Linked DNA regions of Homo sapiens: all the other regions are linked to region 3. Evidence: chromatin loops called from intact Hi-C (ENCODE). Cell type or tissue: heart left ventricle. All regions are shown on one strand.

Region 1 (8,000 bases), 240 kb after region 3:
AGGTGGGAATAATAATCACCTCCTCACCTCCCTTTTGTGTATCTTTGAATATTACTATGTGGATAAAAGCATCCAATGATGATTCTTCATAAAGCCATTCCTTATGTTCCTGGTATTGTTTGCATTTGTGTACACTTATTTATCGAAGACCTTATCTTCTGTTTAGAATTACAGTTTTTTCTATAATTGCCTAACAATGTCAGTTTTGGAGTTTAACTTATTTGAGGAAACTACGTACTGCTAACATTGTATCTTCAACACGAACAAGCATAGTGCCTGCTATCCAGCAATGATGACAAAAAGTATTTTATATATCACTTTAGGAGTGTATTCACATTCAAACACCAATTTATCAGAAAACAATCATCTCTCTCTCACACACACACACACAAAATCCACACACAAATATCTATCTGAGATAAGAATTTTGAGCTCTGACCTGTGGAAAACAATTAGGAAAACTGATAGTTGAATTTATCCTCCATTTTCAAGAATACATGACTAAGGCCAAGCTTTGAGATCAATTTTACCAAGAGCGGTGATGATGTCTGGAGTGACTTAGATAGCTGCACTTTTCTTGCTTAGTGTTAAAAACAATAATGGTAAATGAGTGTAGGTTTGTATGTGTGTTTCCAGGTTTGGGGAGGGGCAATAGGATGCTTTAGTAACAGGACTCTACAACATTTTTCAGGTGGAGTAGAGGAGAAATGTAATAGTCTTGAAGGAAATTGCCCTGAATTAGGGGCAGGGAGTGCAATTTTCACACTGGAGTCTGACTTATTAGCTCAGATATGCCAGTTAATCTCCCCCAGCATTTTCTTGTCTGACAAATGATCAAGAAGAATGACTGAGGCTGAGTCCTGGAATATTTGGAGGAAGCAGGAAAGGTGAGAGTGAGACTTAATTCTCGCTTTAAATGGAATCAGATTTTGTGAGTGTTTCATTTCCCATAGAATATTGAAAATAACAAGAATGTTTTAAATTGAGGGGACAGGTTGACTACTGGGTATGGTTGCATCCACTGCTATTCACTGCATTAAGTAAAAAATATGGTACGTGGTTCACTTTTCTTTTTTTTAAACTTTTAAATTCAGGAGTACATGTTCAGGTTTGTTATATAGGTAAACTTGTATCATGGGGGTTTGTTGTACAGATTATTTCATCGTCTGGGCATTAAGCTTAGTACACTTTACTTATTTTTCCTGATCCTCTCTCTCTTCTCACTGTCCAGCCTCTGATAGGCCCCAGTGTCTGTTGTTCCACTCTATGTGTAAAAGCTGACCACTCTGCCAAAAGATCTATGATTACATTCCAGCTCAGAACATAAACCCCCAAACTCTCCATGATAATCATCAGAATGTCTGTCTTTAAAGAGATCAAACCTTTGGAAGACCATAATGTTTACAAGAGATACACTTAAATAGATATTTGGTTAAAAGTAAAATGATGGGAAAATATATCACAAACACACACTAATAATAGAATTCAGGGGGCAAAACATAGCACCCATAGTAAAAGAGGAACATTTCATCATATTGGTAACAAGATAACTTAAATAGTTTAAAACTGGAAAATAACTTTGTTGTTAAACTGACTTAAAACATATTTTGCTAAAGTTTAATATTCTATCAGATTTCTAATTTTTTAGGGCTTTACAAGATTTTGGAATTCTTTATATCCTTAAAGGATTATTTCATTTTTTAAAAACTGGTGGATTCCAGTTGAGTTTATATGTTGTATATGTTGTAAGCAAATTTCTCCATCAAAAATTATTTTAGAACTCTGCTTGAAAAAGTTCATACCAATGATGCAATTATGATAAGACCTTTATCTGGTGTTATGTATGTATTAGTCTTGGTAATACACAGTTTAAAAAAATATAATTTCTTTCCATAATTCCTCTTTTAACCCACCCTTTTATTGGTCATGCCTTCTCTTTTCTATGTTTAGCTCAACTCTTTTTAAAAGATGGGCTTCTTCTTCTTCTTCTTTTTTTTTTTTTTTTTTTTTTTTTTTTGGTGGAGGGAGGCTTCCATTTTTAAGAGTGTATGTTTTCCCCCCACTAAGTATCTTCCTGGGCTGGCCTTCGTTTAATTTACAGGATTGATTTGCTTGTTATTACTGCTATTTTAATTTTGTGTAAATAAACATTTAAACCACGTTGTGACTATATACCTTTTTCTATTTGTTACTTGTAAAATGTACTCACAGTAATTGCTTTTGTGAAAAAAAAATGTTACAACCACAGCATTTCCCAGAAACACGATGCCAATTCAAAGAAGTTTGTATTAAATTTTGAAAAATATTTGTTTTATGAATGTACTGGACAATGAAGTTCACAGGTATAAATGAAGGGAAGTGTTTTACAGCTAGCAATTTCATTACATGTTTAAGGACATGTGGGTTTTCTTTATCTGCATTAAAATAATTTTTTTAGTAAACATAATTTCCATTAATTTTAAAGATCCCTTTTCAATTACATTGCTGTTTTTCTAGCATTTATGTTGAAGTATTAGGTTGCATGGTCTTTAAACTATGCTTTATAAAATCAAATTCCATCTTATGCTTTTGTGATCCACAAACATCTTTAAAATAATCTGCATGGATCTCCTTGAGATTGCCCTATAACTGATAACTTTTGATATTCACTGTTTAAAATTTTCTTTTTGAGTGAGGGGGATCTTCTTAGGCAAGGGAATAGTACACTAACATTTACCTATTCTTGGAAAACACAGATTACATGAAAATAACTGATTAATTGATTAAATTATTTTCCAAACCGGTGTTATTTGTATAGAGACATAATCTAATATGTCAATCAAAAATTACACACATATGTTGACAAAATAACTAAGTGTTCCATTACGCAGTTTAGGGTTTTGTTTTATTTTTAACCTTAGTTGTTGACTGATCATATCATGTGGCATTCTATCAAAGTCACCCTGTAGTGAATAAATGTTTACTAAGATTACATTTGATAAACTTGTACTCGTTTAAAATAATTTCTTCATTGAGTGAAGTATGGGGGAGTATAATATTTCTTAACTCTCCTCCCCAAAACCAACCAAAGAAAACAACAAAAGTCAGAAGAGATAAAACAGAACTCTTCTTTGAAAACAACTCTAAAGAAGCATTATCTATGAAGGAACTGACAAATGCAGTGATCTTTGGACAAAATTTAGGATGGTGGACAACAATCCATACCATGTTGAATTTTGGTCATGAAAGAGTAAAAATGTTTCCAGACTGAAAGAGAGAAAAATCAACTTAGACTGAAAAAGAAAAAAGCAGCCCTGCAATTAATCAGTCTGGGAGAACAGACACAGATACTAAGTCAGCTGCAAAGTTAACAGGAAACATTATTTTTCCCCTAGGCAAGTTATATTGCAGCTGGAGAATGCCAAAACAATCCCCTCTTTGAGTGATTATTGCTTTATTATCAATGATGCCACCAAATTCGTTTTTCTATACCCATCTATTACTGGGGATACTCAGTTGCTAAGCTGGCCCCTACCACATTCTAATACTCAATCCTTAGCTTATCTCATGTATCCTGATCTTTTCTCAGAAATAACAAACATTTCATACTGATTCCTACTTCTCTTGGGTTCTCTCTCTTGGGTTAACTCCCAGGTTATTCAGAATGAACCAAAGCCTTACAAAAGGACACCCTCCTTCCTCTTGTCAAGTAGCATTCCTAATTCCTCTGGACTGCTATCCCTTGCTGCATTGAGCCAATAAATCTGATCTTGTCAGACTATAGATTTGTTTCTGGTGGTCTTTACCTGATCAGCTTTTAATAGTCAACATAGATTTCTTTCAAATTTTGTGCACAGGCTGAGAGGCTAAATTAAGAATCCCTTTCTTAAAACATTTGGATTCTGAGTCTGAGATGGGTAAGCGCCTAGTAAATAGCAGGAAATATGGATACGGAAACGCACATGGAGAATGCCATCTGCCGACAGAAGCAGAGATTGTAGTAACTCAGCTGCAAGGTAGGGAACACAAGAACTGGGGCTTCCACTTAGCAAAAGAGACAAGTAAACATTCTCTTTAGAGTTTCAGAGGTAGAATGCCTCTGCTGACACCTTGATTTCAAAGTGCTCGTTTCCAGAATGGCAAGAAAATAAATTTCTGTTGTTTTAAGGCACCCAGTTTACGGTACTTTGTCACTGCAGTGTTAGGAAATTAATAAAGATGCTGGCACTGGAATGACAGGGACTGATGTAACGATAACTAAAATATAAAAGTGGCTTTGAAGTAAGTAATTGGTAGGATCTTGGAAGCATTTTGAGGCATTTGGTAGTAAAAACCCTAGATTGCCCTGAAGAAATTGTTGGTAGGAATGTGGACATTACAAGTGAATCCTGTGAGTGCTCAGAAAGAAGTGAGGAAAGCGGTAAAGAAAGCTTCTATGATTTTAAAGAATACGTACATCCGCAAAGGCATAAGAATGATATACATTGGACTTCGGGGACTCGGGGGAAAGGGTGGGGGGTGGGGAGGCACAAAAGACTGCATATTGGGTACAGGGTACACTGTTCAGGTGTTGGGTGCACCAAAATCTCAGAAATCACCACTAAAGGACTTATTCATGTAACCAAATACTACCTGTTCCCCCAAAACCTATTGAAATAAAAACATTAAAAACAGTTTTAAAAGTAGAAAAAATAGAAAAAAAAACAGATCATCACAAGCCACATGTTATGAAAAATATGAAAGTTAAAGGTGTTTGTGGTCAAGTTTCAAATGGAAATGAGGGACATGTTATTGGACAATGGAAGAAAAGTGATTCTTGTTATAAAGTAGCAGAGGACTTGGCTGAATTATGTTCTTCTGTTAGGTGGATAGTAGAACTTGTAGGTAATGCACTTGGATATTTAGCTGAGCAAAGTATGGAAGATGCAACATGGTTTCTTGTTTTTGTTTTAGGAAAATGTGAGAATAAATTAGGAAATGATTTAAGTCAAGTCAGAGGAAACCAGCAGTTGATAATTTGGAAAATGATTAGCCTCTTCAGATAGTGTGCTCTGGCAACAGAGCCAAGGGTGTGACTGGGCAACCATTTACTAAAATGATTGGCATGTAACTCGCGAATTCAATCAACCCTCTCAGCAGAAGCCAGGAATAGGGATGTGATTATCCAGGAAAGAGCCCTTGTATCTAATGTTTCAGATGATGATATTTAGGACTCTTTGAATTGATAATATTTAGATGAAATTTTGGACTTACAGTTGTGTTGGAATGAGCTACAGTTTCCAGCGATGTTGGCATGGGATAAGTGTAATTTGCATATCAGAAGGACATGAATTTTGGAGTGTTAGAGAGCACACTGTTATGGGTTAAATTGTGTCCTCCGAAATGGTATGTTGAAATACTAACCTCTAGCGCCCCAGGATGTGACCTGATTTGGAAACTGGGCTGTTGGTTGTTGCAGGTGTAATTAGTTAAGATCAGTTCATACTGAAGTAAGGTGGATCCTTAATCCAATCTGACTGGCAGCTTTGTGAGAAGAGACAGAGAGAATGTCATGTGACAAAAGAGGCAGAGAATGGTGTGATGCAACTGCAGATGGATGAGTGCCAAAGTTTGACAGCCACCACCAGAAGCTAGAAAGAGGCAAGAAATATTAGACCTAGAGTCTCAGAGAGAACATTTCCCCACTGATGCCCTAATTTTGGACTTCTATCTCCAGGACTGTGAAAGAGTAAATTTCCATTGTTTACGGCCACCCAACAAACTGGAACCTTGCTATTAGGTCTTTCTTATATTGTATTATAAACTTCCTTCATTTTCTCCTTAAAGAGCTTACATATCTTCAATTCTTCCTATGTGCTTTACATTTTTATTCTTATTACAAATGATATTTATAAACTTATTTTCTAGCTGTTTCTTGAAGGTATATAGAAAATTTTAAAAATTCATATTAGGTAACTGCTTACCTCCCTTATACATATTTAATAATTTATCTGTGAATTATCTTTTGTCTGGTATATAAGATGTTGTATCATCTTCAAATAAGAATAATTTTTCATTTTAATCCTTATATGTTTAATTTGCTTTTATTACTTTTTTATGTAGATTAGGACTTCAGGTACAATATTGAGCAAAAGTAGTAAAAACAAATAAACTTGTTCTAGACTTAGTTTAATAAAATGCTTCTAACTTTCCACCATTGTGTATTACAATGCCTTAAGAACTTTTACTCGTAGTCTTAATTAAAGTAATTCCCTTAAATTTATAATTTATTAAAAATTTTAATTTAAAATGTGATCAGATTCTATATTCAGTATTTAAAAATAGAGAATTTTTTTTCTTCTTTAATGTATAAGTAAAATAAACTATATTAATGAATTTTCTAATGTTCAACCAACTCATCTTTGATATAAGTTTTGAGGGGATAAATATTCAAACTATAGCACTTCATTTTCAAATAATTGACATGGAATATCTCACAATATTCTTTTATTATCTTGTTAATCTCTTATGAATCTTTATTTTCTACTTTTATATTTATTTTTTGGAATCAAATATGCAAAATATTTATCCACTATTAGTCTTTTCAACATACTGTAACTTTACTTCATCAATCCTCTAATTTATTTTTATTTTCCAACTCATTATTTTTTATTAAGTTTTATCCCTTCCTTATGCTTACTGTGAGTTTACTTTGCATTTTTATAATATCGCAAGTAGAAATTTTATGTCTTCAATTTTAATTCTATATTTTATGTCCAGTAGTAAATATTTTAACTCTTGTCTATGCTATTAATGTTTATATTAATATATCTTTCAGCATCAATTTTCTGTATACCATTGCTTCTTGCACTCACACTTTACTTCTGATGTCACCATACACCAAATTGGCTTGCTCCCAGATGGTGGGGCTTCCCAGCCTCCAGAACTGTGAGAAGTACATATTGTTTAAGCCACCCTCTTTATATAGCATGCTTTATAGAAGGATAAGATGACTAAGGAATTATGATTATTTCTACCTTGTTTATACAAAAATAAGTATGTTTTGAGTAATTAATAATAAAATATTTTGGTATTAGTACTTACTGAATTTGACACCTATTTTGGCAATGTACAAATTTTTCATTCTTTTGTTTTGTGTCAGCTTTATGTGGCTGGATATGAGGATGCCTTCATGAATATGATGAATGTACAGTATATTTAGAAAAATTACAAATGAGAAATCTACGTTTAGTCATTACTAACTTTGGTAAGGCTACAAGAAGTCTATTTAGTAGAGTTTGAGGCTAATTATCAAGTCCCTGTTCAAGCATTAATTTTGCCTGAAAAACTTTTACCCCAGTGACTTTTAATGGTCTTCTTTAGCTTCAGTACAGAAAACTTATGGAAACTATATGGAAATCCCACTACAACTATAACAGTAAGGAAGACCCCCATGCATTGCCCACTTAGTGAACATGGACCTAAAAAAGGACAAAACTTAGCATGCCAAGAGAATGGGCTGCAGAAGTGGCAGTCCAGGAAGGGGAAAAACAACAAACATAAAATTCACCTCCAACCTAAAAAACTGATTTTTCAAACCTTGATTTAGACTATACACTCTCATCATAACAACACTGTGGTGTCCAATAAATTAAATTTCTTGAGTCTAGGAAGCTTTTTACCTCTAGCCTTTACCGTATTTTTTACCTCTAGAATATACTGTAAGAAGTCACAAAGTCCCTGATTGTTCCAGCTGGTTCTTAGATTAACTCTTCTTCAGGTCCTAGCACTGACTCTGGCAGAGGTATAGTGTTGGCTAAGTGTTAATAGCTTGCTAGGAAGCCAGCATCCATTTTAGCAGATGAACACAGGTCTGTTCTAGACATTTGCTATTGTCAGTTATGTAACATGCTTATGTATCGGAGAGTTGTATTTCACAAATTTTTATTGGCAAATTATTAGTAATAAGAAAGTAATTGGGTAATTCCAATGGTAATTCAAATGGCTAATCATTATTTACTACTCTAGTAGATTTCCCTAGA
Region 2 (8,000 bases), 1.1 Mb after region 3:
ACCCACATGGGTAATAAAAAAGAGCAACTTTTATTCAACCTACAACCTACAAAAAGGCACCTAAAAATACAACTAAGATGATTTATATGATGAAATATTGAACTTTTCCCCCTAAAGTTCCCCCTGCATGTGAATTATACTGTAGGTTGTTCTAGGTGGTGAAAGAAGACAATAAGAATTAACTAAATATAAGGCATTAAGATCAGAAAGAAAGAACAATTCTGTTTATTTGTAAGTGACATGATTATCTTTGCAGAAAATTCTTACTAATTTCCAAAGCAACTATTAGGTTGGTGCAACAGTAAATGACAAAAACTGCAATTACTTTTGCACTGACATAATAAGTAACAGTAAGTAGCAAGGTTTTTTGGTACAACATCAATATACAAGAGTGTTTTGCCTTTCTAGATATTGCGGAAAACAATTGAGAGATGAAATTTTGAAAGCTTTATTTTTAATAATGTCAAATAACATGTAAAAAGAAATTTATCAAAAAATACAAGATCTGTGCACTAAAACGTTGCTAAGACAAATTAAAGAAAACAAAAAAGAAATGGGAAGATATGCTTTTTATGTATTAGAATATTCAGTATGATTAAAAATGCAGATTATTTCAAAAATTGACCTAAGATATGATACATCCCTAATCAATATCCCAAGTAACTGCTTTATAAAACCGACAAGCTAATTCTAAAATTTACATTAAACATTGTCAAGGGGGATGGAAAGGATTTTCAGTAGCCTAATTTTGCAAATAAATAAATAAATAAATAAAGGTCCAAGTTGGAGGATTTACCATGCCTAAATTTAGGGATAAATATATAAATATAGATCCAGTGATCAAGACGTATTGACATAAATAGGGCAAACAGATCAACAGTACAGAGTCCAGAAATGTAGCTATACTATACCGTAATTCAAGAGGGTCAGTAAAATTTTTAAAACAAATGATATTTAAACAGTTAACTGTATATTAACTATAAAACTAACTCAATATTTTGAAGGAGGGATGGTAAAAATTCTTGACTCTTACCGATACAGGAGTTAAGAAGAAATCACTTAGGCAGATAGTAAGGGTATGGGAGTCCTCGTAAGGCTTTTCTTTTTAAGGAAAAGCAGCCCCAAATCATTTTCTACCGAAGAGCAGCCTGTAAAGTCAAGCTGCAGACATAGGCAAGCAAGCTGGGAGCTTGCACTGGTGAATACCAGCAGGAACTAGGGACTAGACATGTTCAACATGGCGGCTCCACCTTCCCTTCTCTTTCTCAGCCACGTGTCCTGTAAGGAACAGACAAGATAGCCCTGATCAACTGGAAAGTCTATTTGCATAATAAGACTAGGGGGGGGCCACCAGCCTTTCTTGGGCACTATGTAAATGTCATACCTGATTGAACCAATTTGTGAGCCCTATGTAAATCAGACACCACCTCTTCAAACTGGACTATAAAATCAGGTGCTTTTCCTGCCAGCCAGTCCTTGCGGCTTGGAGATCCCTTTCTCTGTGGAGAGAGCTGTTTCTCTTTCTCTTCTCTTCTGCCTATTAAACCTTGGCACCTAAACTTTTTGTGTATGCCCTGTCCTAATTTTTCCTGGCACACAATGGTGAACCCCAGGGTATATACCCCAGACAACGTAGCTGCTTCATTACCTCACAGCAAACATAAAATACACGTTGGAGAAGGATTATTATAGTCCATAACTTTTGAGGTAAAATTATAATGCTGTCAATGAAATCATAGGAGAATATCTTTGTGACATACAAGTAAGCAAATACATCTTTGGCAGGACACAGAAATAATTCTAGAAGAAAGAAAATAAAGTATCAAAACTTTTAAAAATCTGTAAATCAAAGGACAGTATGAAAAAGGATAGGAGCCAGGGGTGGTGGCTTATGCCTGTAATCCCAGCACTTTGGGAGGCCAAGGCAGGCCGATCGCCTGAGGTCAGGAGGTCAAGACCAGCCTGGCCAACACAGCGAAACCCTGTCTCCACTAAAAATACAAAAATTAGCCAGGTGCAGTGGCGTGGGCCCGTAGTCCCAGCTACCCGGGAGGCTAAGGCAGGGGAAGTGCTTGAACCCTGGAGGCGAAGGTTACAGTGAGCCAAGATCGCACCACTGCACTCCATCCTGGGCGACAGAGCAAGATAGTCTCAAAAAATAAAAAAGGATAAGGGTTCTGGTTCAAGATGGCTGACTAGCAGCAGCTAGTGCATACCTCTCCCACAGAGAGGAAATAAAATCACGTAAATACTCTTCACATGGATCATTAAGGAGATCATTCTGAGATTCATAAGAGAAGTGACAGGACCCACAGAAAGCAGAGAAGAATGAAGCCAAGAAGCTGAGTAGTGGCTGACTGAGGACCAGCGCAAAGCCAGAGGAGGCTAATGCATAGAAAAGATGAGTGATAGTTAGATGCCCAGGGATCCACACCTCTGCCATGGACCTTTACATTCCTATTCATGGAACCTCCACATTGACACAGAAGACCACCTGGAGAATTCAAAGGCACCACCCAACCTTACTTGTAATCCTGTAGGTCTTTGATCTGTAAGCAGCACAGTGCCAGCTGCCACTGTGTCTGGAATTTATTCCTTCCAGTGGGTTCTTGGTCTCGCGGACTTCAGGAATGAAGCCATGGACCCTCACGGTGAGCGTTACAGTTCTTAAAAATGGTGTGGCTGGAGTTTGTTCCTTCAGATGTTCAGATGTGTCCGGAATTTCTTCCTTCTGGTGGGTTCGTGGTCTCGCTGACTTCAGGAGTGAAGCCGCAGACCTTTGCAGTGAGTGTTACAGCTCTTAAAGGTGGCAAGTCCAGAGTTGTTTGTTCCTCCCCGTGGGTTTGTGATCTTGCCGGCTTCAGGAATGAAGCCTCAGAACCTGGAAGTGAGTGTTACAGCTCATAAAGGCATTGCAGACCCAGAGTGAGCAGCAGCAAGATTTATTGTGAAGAGCCAAAGAACAAAGCTGCCAGAGAGTGGAAGGCGACCCCTAGCTGCAAGCTAGGGTGGCCAGCTTTTACTCCCTTATTTGGTCCCGCCCACATCCTGCTGATTGGTCCATTTCACACAGCGCTGATTGGTCCATTTTACAGAGTGCTGATTGGTGTGATTACAATACTTCAGCTAGACACAGAGTGCTGATTGGTGCATTTACAATCCTTTAGCTAGATACTAAAGTTCTCTAAGTCCCCATCCGGCCCAGAAGCTCAGCTGGTTTCACCTCTCACCACCACCCTGCCAAGAAAGGAAGCCAGGCACTTCCGTGTGCTCCTGGTGTAGTTTCTGCAGCCATGGTACGGGAAACAGCCAGAATATGTACCACAGGACTCTACATGCTGCTTCTGCCCCTGTAGTTCCTGGACCAGGGAGGGTTGGGGGAGGCTGGGCAATATCACGTGCCTCCAGCACAGATACCGCAGCTGAGGTGTAGAGGAGTAGGGGGCAGACTAGGTGACCCACGACACCCTGCCTTGGCTTCTCCTTACCAAAAGAGGTTTGCTGGCTTCAGTGACAGGAACCCAATGCAGCTGCCACCCCTACATTGACCGAAAGGCAGTGCTCACCTCCGCCCCCCACACGGAGCCGCAGTGTTTACTGCCTTAGAGAACAGACAAAACATAAAGCTGTCTGTACTGCGCTGAGTGACTATGTTCTGCCTCACAAACTACAATCATGGAGAGTTGCAAGACAGGCATTTTCCATGGATCTCAGTCACACCGTGACCTGGAGATAGAGCATAGTGTGGATCTGAACCGAATGTCCTGAGCCTCAACACATGGATAGAAAAGGGAAATAGATCATGTTCCTGCCTCTAGGATGTGGAGCTGATGTAGACCCCTCACCCCCCCAACAGAGACCACAGTGCATTTCACATTTCACCAGGAGCTCCCCACAACCACCCGTATCGGGACTTTTGCCTGTGCTCATCACTGAGTCATTCATGGGCAACCCAGGGTGTCCAGTTCTACCAAATTGGGTTCACCCACCCAAGCTGAACAGGAAGCTCTGCACACAGGGCACTCTACTGTCCAGACCATCACCTGAAACAAGAGAGAGTACCTCATAGTAAACAAAGATTAAGTATATACTCATCTGCTTTTGCTGCAACTGGCTCTTCCCCATCAGCACCACCTACTGGCTTGCAGGTTAAACCACACAGCTCAATATAAAATGTGCTGACAGAAGTGTACACAGCTATAGAAGCTAAGCCAAAAAGACTCTATCCAACATATTCTACAATTCCATTCCCTGTAGAGGGTGAGAAAAGGGAAAGAAAAAAATAGCAAAAGAAAACAAAATCATGTTCAAATGAAAATAATTTCAAAAAGTAGAAGTTACAGCCTCTGAGAAAAAATCAGTGCAAGAATTCCAGCACCATGAAAAATCTGAATGTTGTGGCACCACCAAGGGATCACACTAGCTTTCTAGCAATGGACTCTTACCAAAATGGAAACTCAGAAATAAAAGATAAAGAAGTCAAAGTATGGATTGCAAGGAAACTCAACAAGAGCCAAGAAAAGATTGAAAATTAACAATGAAAAAATACTAAAGCAATTCAGGAAATGAAAAAGATAAATTTCAAATAATCAGACAGAAATTCTGGAAATAAAATAAATTTACTTAAGAATTTAAAAATGCAATTGAAGGCTTTAACAGTAGACTAGACCAAGAAGAAAGTTTCAGAGCTTAAAGACATGTCTTTTGAACTAACCCAATCAGACAGAAATAAGGAAAGAAGAATTTTAACATGAACAAAGCCTTAGAGAAACAAAGTATTACGTAAAGTGACTACAACTACATCTATGAATTATTGAAAGTCCTGAGAGAGGAAGAAGAAGAAATAAGCAACATGAAAAACATATTTGAGATAATAATTCAAGAAAATTTCCCTAATCTTGCTAGAGATGTAGACATCCAGACACAAGAAATGGAGAGAACATCTGTGAGACAGTATGCAAGACAAACATCATTAAGGCGTATAGCCTTCAGACTATCCAAAGTCAATGCTTTAAAAACAAAATATTAAAGGCAGCTAGAGCAAAGGGTCAAATCAGAGAACCAATCAGATTAACAATAGACTTCTCAACAGAAGCAATACAACCCCAAAGAAGGGGCCTATTTTTACCCTTCTTAAAGAAAACAGGTGCCAGCCAAGAATTTTATATCCTGCCAAATTAAGCTTCATAAATAAAGGAAAAATAAGGTCTTTCCAAGACAAAAGAGAATGTTTTCCCACTACACTGCTCCTACAAGAAATTCTCAGTGGATTTCTAAACATGGAAATGAAAGGACAATACTTACCATCAGAAAAGAAAAAATAAGTACAAAGCTCACAGATCCTATAAAGCAGCTAAATAATGGAAAATAAAAAAACTACTCAATAAGAACATTATGTCAGGCACAAAACCTCACATGTTAATATTAACCTTGAATGTAAATGGCCTAAATGCCCCAATTAAAAGTTACAGAGTGGTAAACTGAATAAAAACAAAACAAAACCCAACCACTTGCTGTCTACAAGAGACCTACCTACTGGGTAAAAACACATTCAGACTCAAAGTAAAAGAGTAGAAAAATATATACCACACAAATGAAAAACAAAAGTGAGCAGGAGTAGCCATTCTCATATCAGATAAAACAGACTTTAAATAAACAAGCATAATAAAAGACAAGGGCACTACATAGTGATAAAAGATTCCATAAAATAAGATTTAACTATCCTAAATATATATGCACCCACTACTGGAACACCCAGATTCATGAAACGAATACTACTAGACCTAAGAAAACAGACAGGAATACAATGACAATGGGGGACTTCGGTACCCCCACTGACATGACTATAGATCACTGACATGGTTTGGCTGTGTCCCCACCCAAATTTCGTCTTAAATTATAGCTCCCATAATTCCCACACCTTCTGCCATGTTTGTGAGGCCTCCCCAGCCACATGGAACTGTGAGTCCCTTACACCTCTTTTTCTTAATAAATTATCCAGTCTTGGATATATCTTTATCAACAGTGTGAAAACAAACCAATGCAATCATCAAGGCAGGAAACCAACGGAAAAATTCTATATTTAAACTGTTGTCTAGGCCAAATGTAACTGATAGACATTTACAGAGTATCGTGCCCAAAACTGCACAATATACATTCTCATCTGCTCAAGGAACATTCTCCAAAATTGACCATTTGTTTGGCCATAAGGCAAGTCGCAATAAAGCAAAAAAACAACAACAACAACAACAAAAATTATATCTAGTATTTTCTCAGGCCACAGTGGAATAAAATTAGAAATCAATACAAAGAGAACACTCAAAACTACACAAGGGCATGGAAACTAAACAACTTGCTCTGGGACAACTTGTGAGTAAACAATGAAATTCAAGCAAAAATTAAAAAGTTCTTTGAAACGAATGAAGATAGAGACACAACACACCAAAACCTCCGGGTACAGCAAAAGCAGTCTGAACAGGAAAGTTTATGGGATAAAATGCCCTAGATAAAAAAGGTAGAAAGCTCTCAAGTTAAGCAAACCTAAAGTTGCACCTAAAGGGACTAAAAAAACAATAAACTAGACCCAAAGATAGCAGAAGAAAATAAGTAATGAAGACCAGAACAAAACTTAATTAGATTAAGATGAAAAGAATCATACAAAGTATGAATTTAAAAAAATGGTTCCTTAAAAGGATAAATAAAATTGACAGCCCACTAGCTAGGCTAAGAAAAAAAGAAGATTCAAACAAACAATCAGAGATGATAAAGGTGACATTACAACTGATAACAGAGAAACAGAAAAGATCATCAGAGACTACTATAAACACCTTTACACTCACAAATCAGAAAACCTTGAAGAAATGGACAAATTCCTGGAAACATACAACCTCCCAAGAATGGAACAAAAATAAATCAAAACCATGAACAGACCAATAATGAGTAATGAAATTTAATTAGTAATAAAAACCTTTCACCAGCAGAAAATGCCCAGGATAGATGGATTCACAGCCAAATTTTATCAGATGTACAAAGAACTGGTAACAATATTACTAAAAGTATTCCAAAAAATTGAGATGGGATTTATCCCTAACTAATTCTACAAGTCCAGTATCATACTGATACCAAAATCAGGCAAGGACACAACAATAATTGAAAACTACAAGCCAATATCCCCGATGAATATAGATGCAAAAACCCTCAACACTATACTGGGGAACGGATCCAACAATGCATCACAAAGATAATTCATCACAATCAAATGGGTTTTATTCCAGAGATGCAAGGTTGGTTCAACATATACAAATCAATAAAGATCATCTATCACATAAACAGAACTAAAAAGTCATATGATCATCTCAATAGATGCAGGAAAACATTTGAAAAAATTCAACAATTCATGATAAAAACCCCAATGAACTAAACATAGACAGAAATACCTCAGCAAAATAAGAGCCATATGTGACAAGCCCACAGGAAACAGCATAGCAAATGGGGAAAATTTGAAAACATTCCCCCTAAGAACTGGAATAAGACAAGGATGTCCACTCTCACGATTCTTATTCAACATAGTCCTGGAAGTCCTAATCAGGTGAGGGAGGGAAATAAAGTGCATCCTAATTGGAAAAGAGGAAGTTAAATTGACTCTGTTCACTGAAGACATGATCATATATTTAGACACTTAGACTTGATAAGCCCCTTCAGTAAAGTCTCAGTATACCAAATCAACATAGAAAAATCAGTAACATTTCTGTACATCAGTAACGTTGAAGCTGAGAACCAAATTCAGAGACCAATCCCATTTACAACAGCCACTCAAAAAAATAAAACACCTAAGAATACATTTAGCCAAGAAAGTGAAAGATATCTACAACAACTACAAACACTGCTGAATGAAGCCATAGATGACACAAGCAAATGGAAAAACATTCCATTCTCATGAATTGGTAAAATGAATATTGTTAAAATGACCTTATTACCCAAAGCAATTGACAGATTCGACA
Region 3 (8,000 bases):
TAAAGGGTAGGGATAGGGACATAACAGAAAATATAATGGATTTTTCAAACAATTGTCCCTAGAGGATTGTATCAGTAACTGAGGGAAAGTAGCAGATAGCAGTGATCTCAAAATAGTTACCACATAATCCCAGCCACCTGTTATTTTGAGATTCTTGAAGTCCCTGACCTGCATTAACTTACAAAGTATAGCATGAGGTAACAGTTTGTGAAGACTTAGATTAAGGGGCTGGATGCCCAAGCAGCTAATCGATAAGTATTGTGTGACTCCTTACACATATTTCCTAATGACATGGTCAGCCTCTACAATCAAAAATTTCAAAATAAAAACCACTCTCCACCATCACCTACCTAAACAAGTGATACACACACACAGGCACAGAGGACAATTGTAGACTGTGCTTACCAACTCAGAGCCAGTCAGCTGCTGATACTCTAAAATCAGCAATACTGGTAGCTGGATTTCAGAAAATAAATAATAAATGGAGGAATACAGCTTACCAGAAAAGAGTATTTTCTTTTATGAAAAGTTTAAGCGCTTTAATATGCCTCCCCCAAAATTGCTTATTTAGGATATTGCATAAAAAATTCTAGCAAGAACAAAACCATAGACAGATTGGAAATGCCTTGCTGTTGTGAAAGCCAGGAAAAAAGTACACACATATTTTGAAAAGGAATTTGGAACTATTTTCTTGCATGTTATGTCTTTTTTAATGTGAGTAATGTGATCCAGTTATGACTGAAGAGAAAAATGTGAAATGAAAGACAATCTTGAGTTCAAACAATAGGCATGCGATAAATTCTTCAGTCTAAACATAATAAAAAAAGTGTATACTTTTATGAACAGAAAAAAATCAGATTGCCTCTCTCCAAGGTAAATGCTAATTTCATATTTAAAAGCTATACATTTGATGAAATCCTAGGTTTTTAGCCTGCTTGAGGTGTCTTTATTTGCTCCAAGTTATTGACATGGAATAAAATAAAGTATAATATGGCCTAGGATGGTCATTAGGACTTCTAATGGATCAGGAAGGATAGAAGGATATGCTGAGAATTGAGTTGATTCTTAAAGTTTAGAAATTGAATTAGAAAAAAAAATGGGAGGGAGGAGGGGAATGCAGATTTATTTTCTGAGACATTATGTATTTGTAAAATGCTTCTGTTTTAATTAACTAGATATCGAAGGCAAAAAAATCACATATGTGGTTGAAAAACAACACAATCTCACATTTCCAAAATAGTCAGTTTGTATTTTTACTTTTTGAAGTATCATACAGTCAGAAGAGAAACTAGGGGATATCTCTTTTATTTCTTTAGCTCCTTCAAAAAGACCTTTGGTCACTTTGATGGTTAAGCTGTTTGAATGCTGCAGAACCTTGACTCACCACGTTTACTGGAGGAGCCACGAATCCATGATGAGGAAGGCAAGTTGCCTTTGTAAGTCAAAGATGCTCATAAGTTATTTTCATTATAGATTAATGAGCTGTGAAGATTCAAATCTCTCGAAGAGTTGGATGTATTGTGGTCTGTGTACTATGGTGCAGATGGGAAGTTACAAGTTGTTTCAGAGCTTTAGCCATTTAGAGGAAATCAATTCAGACTATAAAAATACCATTTAAGTCTTCTTCTAAGTGGATATTTTGTGGGCATCAATGCAGAACAGTATTATTTCTTTTACAGATATTATGAATGATGAGTATTTCATACTCTGATTTATTTTGAGATTTGGGAGGATGTCAAATTAAATAATATCCATTTACAATAATTATAATAATAATCTTTCTTGTTCACCATATCCCACTTGCCATAGACCAGTCACTGTGATAAATGCCTTACACACCTTAATTTAGTGCTTTTTAGAACTCTGTGAGGCAAATGAGAAAACCAAGGCAAGAGAAGCTTAATAACTGACCAAAAGTCATACAACTGATAAGTGGGAAAGTCAGAATTCAAACCCATACCCGTTTAATGAAAACCCGAATTTTTATTCCCTCCTCCATTAACTAAATGTAATTACCTTCCCCAAATCACATGAGTGCTGTGTTAGTCAAGAAGGTTTACTGCACATAACAGCTTAATAAAAGAAAAATGTGTTGGAAGATACAGTGGGTGTTCACAGAATTTTTTAAAAAAGACCTAAAGAAACCATAGCTGTTTTTGAGGACAGGGATTAGAACAAGGATCTGGAATAAAATCAGATCTGTTTTTCTTATTTCCTATATTGCGGTAGATGCAGAAATTTTATATGTATTATTTTATGTCTTCAAAAATTCTCTGGATAAGCATCCACTATTTCTTGTCACAGCTGTGATAACTAAGGCATGGGAAGTGAATTGATTTGTCCAAGATAGGTGGCTAATCAGTTGCAGAGGAAAGACTGGCGCTCAGCTTTCTTAGGCATGTATTCTGTTTCTGCTAACTTATTGTGTTATATAAAGCCAAACTGTATCAGCATTCCTATAAGTGTTACTTTTCTTATTTAAGTAAACAGGCAGGTTAATGGAGATATTAATATACATACATATTTTTGAGACGGAGTCTCACTCTGTCACCCAGGCTGGAGTGGATATTAATATTTTTTAAGGAGAAAACCAGTTTGATATTTGAGATTCTTATATGCCTCCTATATATATATATTAAATATATGTATTTAATATTGACAATATAAAACTCAAGAACAATATATTGGCAAACAATCTATATCTTAAACGTGTTCAGCATTATGTGATAGCAGCAAATGAAAGTTTATCTTTACTAACATGGATTTCATTAATTCTCTGTAGAATAAAGATTTCACTAAAATGCCTTTCTAATACACTGACTTTGGAATACAACATTTGGTCCATAGCAGATGCACAATGAGAAAAGGCTTTTTTGATAAAAATTATTCAGTGTTCTTTTATTAGCCATACCTTTTGTAGACATGCTAATAAAGGTAAAGCTGTTGATTAATTTCTGTGATATCAAGAACATTTTTTTTGCATTTTACTGTGTAAATGATTTCAAATACGTTTCCAAATTAGATACCTTATCCACAAGATGGTGTCCTAACATTAGCAACCAACTGGTTGCGCTTGTAAATGGAATCAACTTTACTTGGAAAAAATGTTTTTCAAGTTGAAAATGCCAAGTGCCCATGCATAAACATAATTACTCCTCAGCCTGTAGTTTTGTGCAAAATGTACTTGGGATAATGCATTGTTCAACTCAATTTGATTAACTCTCTTTGTTGTAGATTTGTATTTATTTATGTTAATGCTACAGTGGAATACTCAGTTCATTAACTTCTAATTTTGCTAAAACAGGAAAACTGTTTTCTTTGCAAATCACAACACATTTTCCAATGACAAAATACAAAATAGCTGAACTTTGTGATACATATATATATATATATATATATATATATATATATATATATATATATATATTTTATCGTATGTCAGCAGAAACACATTTAAGAATGTTAGATTTGTATCATGTATTAAAAATGTCCATAATGGTTTGTTGGTGAAATCAGGGATGGTAGTATCTAGCTATTCTTGCACCTGACTACATTTAAAATCTGAATATGGAACGTTGTATGTAGCTTTCCGAATTGAACATCATTGTTTTCTGTTTTTAAACCAATATTTATTCCCTGGATTCAGGAAATCGTTAGTTATAATTCTTACTGGCTATCCCTAATTTTTGAACATATTTAGTGGCATCACAATATCAATTCTGGGGGAAAAGAGGTTGGATACTTTTTATTGCTTCTAGGAGAGTCTGAATAACAAAAGAAATTGTTTTAGATAAATTTAAGTATATCAGTCATAAATTCTAGCTCCATTTAAAAAAAACTTAAAAAATATTTTATTAACTTAAAAAAAAGCTAGACTTGCCTTACAATTAATTGTAGTACTTTCGATTTTAAAAAAGAGTTTTCCATTTTTATGTTATCATCACTTCTACCAGTCTGTGAGTTTCTAAAATGAGTGGTTTTTCATTTTGTGTTTTCTGTTTTGGTGATCAAGTAGCACTTAAAACATTTTTTTTATAATGATACAATTTATGTATTTATTTGTCTATTTGACAAATAATTATATATATTTATCGTTTACAACATGATGTTTTGAAATATGAATACATTGTGGAATGGTTATATCAAGCTAATTAACATATCCATTATCTCACATGCTTATTTTTTTGTGGTGACACTTAAAATCTATTCTGTTAGCAATTTTTAAGTATGCAAATACATTGTTATTAAATATATTCACCATGTGTACAGTACATCTCTTCAACCTATTCTTTCTAACTGATATTTTGTATTCTTTGACCAACATATCCACAACCCCTGGCAACTACCATTCTGTTCTCTGTTTCTATGAGTTTGATTTTTTCAGATTCCACATCCATATGAGATCATGCAGTATTTGTCTTTCTGTGCCTAGCTTATTTCATTTAACATAGTATACTTCAGGTTCACAAATCACAAAATTTCCTTATTTTTTAAAGGCTGAATAATAGTCCATTGTGTATATATACCACATTTTAAAAATCCATTTACTGTTGATGGACATTTACATTAATTCCATAACTTGGCTATTGTCAATAATGCTGCAATTAACATGGGAGTGCAGATATCTTGTCAACATACTGACTTGATTTTTTTATATATGTATAACCAGAAGTGAGATTGCTAGATCATATGATAGTTCTATTTTAATTTTCTTTTGAGGAGCATCCATACTGTTTCTTGATATGCTGCACCATTTTACATTCCCACCAACAGTGGACAAAGGTTCTCTTTTTTCCACATCCTCACCAACACTTGTTATTTTTTGTCCTTTTGATTATAGCTATTCTAACAGATGTGAGGTGATACCACATTGCAGTTTTACTTTGTATTTCTCTGATAAGTAGTGATGTTGAACATTTTTTCATATATCTGTTGGCCATTTGCATGTCTTCTTTTGAGAAATGTCTATTTAGGTTCTTTGTCCATTTAAAAACTTGGGTTATTTATTTTCTTGCAATTGTGTTTTTTGAGTTCCTTATATACTTTGAATATTAACCTCTTACATGTATGGTTTACAAATACTTTCTCCCATTCTATGGGTTCCCTGTTGACTCTGTTGATTGTTTTCTTCGCTGTGAAGAAGATTTTTAGCCTGATGTAGTCTCATTTGTCTGGTTTTGCTTTTGTTGCCTGTGCTTTTAGGGTTATATCCAAAAAAATCTTTGCTGGATCGATTTTGGGGACCTCTCTAGACTTTCATCTTGAAAAAGAAAGTTTTCATTAAGTCATTTGTTTATGTATAGGACAAGAAAGAAATATATCACAATGACTTATATAGAATTATTTCATAAGTTATTCTTATTAATGGTACAAATGTGAATATTATAGGATTTTAGAAACAAATCTGGCAATATCTATGAAAATAAAATATACATATTTTTGAACCTATTATTATTTTTGGAAACCTACAGAAATGAAACTACCAGTCCATAGGGGCATATATACAATGATATTTACTCCAGCATTGTTCATGGGGGCCAAAACGAACACAAAACAAAACAGTAATCAAGATGAATGCCCAGCAAAAGATGAATGACTACATTATGATATGTCAACATCATGGAGTATTATGTAGCTACTCAAAGAATAAACTAAAGTTATAAAATGGTACAAGTTGTGTTGAAGGAATTTATACTATGTGCTATTGAATGGTAAAACTAAGAAATGTATAATATCCCATTAACAAAAACCAAAATCTTATATATTTATAACACTTTTATTCATGTATATGCCTACATACGTTTGTGTATGTGATTAAACTGTTATAGAAGGAAGCACGGAAGAATTCTTTTTTTTTTTTTTTTTAACATGGGGTCCTTGTTGAAGACTCTCACAGTCAGACTCCCTGGAAAGCGGTTCTGAGACAGAGATTGGCATTCAAGGAGTGAATGGGGGAGTGGCAGAGGGCTCCTTGTGTCAACCACTGAAGGGAAATGAAGGTAGGTCAAGCTTAGGGAGGGGTTGGGTTGTGATGAAGTCACAGCAAAAACTGGTTCCAGAAGGCCCTCTGGAGCTGAAATATCCCTGATATCCCCGCATGGTTTTTCCAAATAGGAGCAAGGGAGCTTTGTTTCCTGACATTCTCTGTATGCTTTCCCCTTCCAGCCCTCAGCACTGACTAGTCATTGGCTGTGGACTGCCCCAGGAAGGAGGTAAGATGTCATACCCGCAGCTCTCTTCAGCTGAGGGTGAAACTTGGAAGGAAGGATTCGCCTGTGAGCCATCAACTGTCAGCATTCCCAGAAGCTGAGAAGTAAGTTCTTTAGTCCTGAAAAGGGTAAGGAAATCTAGTTGGAATACCATAGTGTCTTCTAAAGGACTGAGTGAAGAATATGGTTGAAATGGGGGAGAGGAGAGGAAGAGGTAGCCATAAAAGAAAAGAAACAAATAATTTTAATAAAATAATGTAAAGAAATGGTAAATGTTACTCTCACTGCAAAGCTTATGGGAGTAATAATACTATGAAACATTCATAATGTTTTCCCTGAATAAACCTCCTTCTGAAATCTTTCTCAATCCAGTTTTCTGGGTCATCCTTACTTTTTAATGTACTGTATTTTCTTTGACAACACTGAAGAAATAAAATGCTCAGTAAAGGAGAATTGAGAAGGAAGCTTAAAGGTTTTATTTTTGGAAGGATAAATGGCTGATGGAGGTAGTTGCATCAGTCTATACACTTGGTACAGTATTTTGGCTATGGGAGCTGTATTCCCACTAAGATCTGTATTGGAAGAAGAAAATGGTTGGGATAAATAGGTAAGCTTGTTTATAATATACTGTGCCTCAATATATTACAAAATAGCTCTGAACTACTTTAGCTAGATTACACACACAGCTTTATAGTTTGATTTGCTTATTGAACAGCTATCATGTGCCAGGGAGTTTATTCGGCCCTGGGGACTAGAAACTAAAGATGGTGATTCAGAGCTTGTAGGATAGACAGACAAATAAAAGGCAATCACGGAGTGATAAGCATTGTGGTATGGATAGATACCGTGCTCTAGGAGCTAAAATGACTACCCAAACACAAACTAGAAGATAGTAAGTAGAGGATATCAAAACTTCTGGGAAGATGAAATTTCTGAATTATGGGGTGGATATTAGGGCCGGTGAATAGCAAGGAAGAAAACTGGAATGTAATAAGGGCACACTTGGGGAACTGTAAGTAGTTCAATGGGTTGCCGTTGAGACTGTAAGCAGTGTGGATTAGGATGAGGACTATTAAGAGATGCTGTTGGAGAAAGAGCAGGGACAAGACCATTGTCCAGACCCTGACAGGAAACACATGGCACAGTCAAGTGGAATTATTTGAAGAGAGTATAATAAAGCAGCTATTTACAAAAGATGGGGAGGAGAGGAGACCAAGAGTTGGATAATTCCTCCCCAGGCCTGATGCAGGAAGAATTACAGGGTTTTTTTTGGAACCTGGAGACAAAGGGACTAAGTAGAGGGGAGCTGCCTTACAGAAGATATCGCTTCTGTGGAGGGATGCTGCAAACCTGCAGCGACACTGAACACAAAGAGCTGAGAGAAGAAATACCTTGATGGGACCACAGGGCTCCACAGAGCAGGGGGGCCCATTAATATGTTCTTGTAGTTCAGCATCTTGAAGCATGGGGAGAGGTGGAGAAGAGCACAGAGTGGGTCTGGAGAGCAGACTGAGGCAGAGTAAATGTGGGAAGAAAACTTAGGAGACTATGCCAGTGGTCTGGGTGTCTGGGAGAGCAGTCATGGTAGTTGTGTTAGTGGAAAAGATGCAGAGTACAGATACAATCTAGAGATATTTAGAAAGTAAAAATCTCCAGACCTTGGCAACTATTTGGACATGGAAGTCGAGGGAAAGAAAATTGTTAAGCATGATTATCAGGTTTCTGACTAAATTAGACGCACTTTGTGAAAAAAATTCATTTTTCCTTTTGACGGTTATAACTTTTCTCCAT

Evidence for each region. Peaks named below come from ENCODE experiments on the same cell type or tissue, not always from the same donor. Only the 100,000 strongest peaks of a DNase experiment are listed, where the experiment ranks them.
Region 1: a loop joins it to region 3, with 5 times the contacts of the local background. A loop is called at or near these places in 17 of 110 quality-filtered maps.
Region 2: it touches region 3 in a loop (4-fold over the local background); 13 of 110 quality-filtered maps call a loop at or near these places.

Annotation. Positions count from the first base shown.
Region 1 is chr5:121,626,531-121,634,530 of GRCh38, reverse strand. No RefSeq gene overlaps it. Among named protein-coding and RNA genes, the nearest start is that of FTMT, 220 kb to the left of the region's middle. In heart left ventricle, a CTCF peak has its summit at 3,967; no DNase peak of the experiment used is centred here; H3K27me3 peaks cover 339 bases.
Region 2 is chr5:120,813,343-120,821,342 of GRCh38, reverse strand. No RefSeq gene overlaps it. Among named protein-coding and RNA genes, the nearest start is that of PRR16, 350 kb to the right of the region's middle. In heart left ventricle, a CTCF peak has its summit at 4,142 (motif pointing left); no DNase peak of the experiment used is centred here.
Region 3 is chr5:121,865,741-121,873,740 of GRCh38, reverse strand. All of the region lies in intron 3 of LOC105379149 (a long non-coding RNA gene), which reads right to left. LOC105379148 (a long non-coding RNA gene) reads left to right here and starts at 1,201. Exons shown (of 3, transcript XR_001742863.2): 1 at 1,201-1,436; 2 at 5,887-5,999; 3 at 6,166-6,401. In heart left ventricle, a CTCF peak has its summit at 3,032 (motif pointing right); no DNase peak of the experiment used is centred here.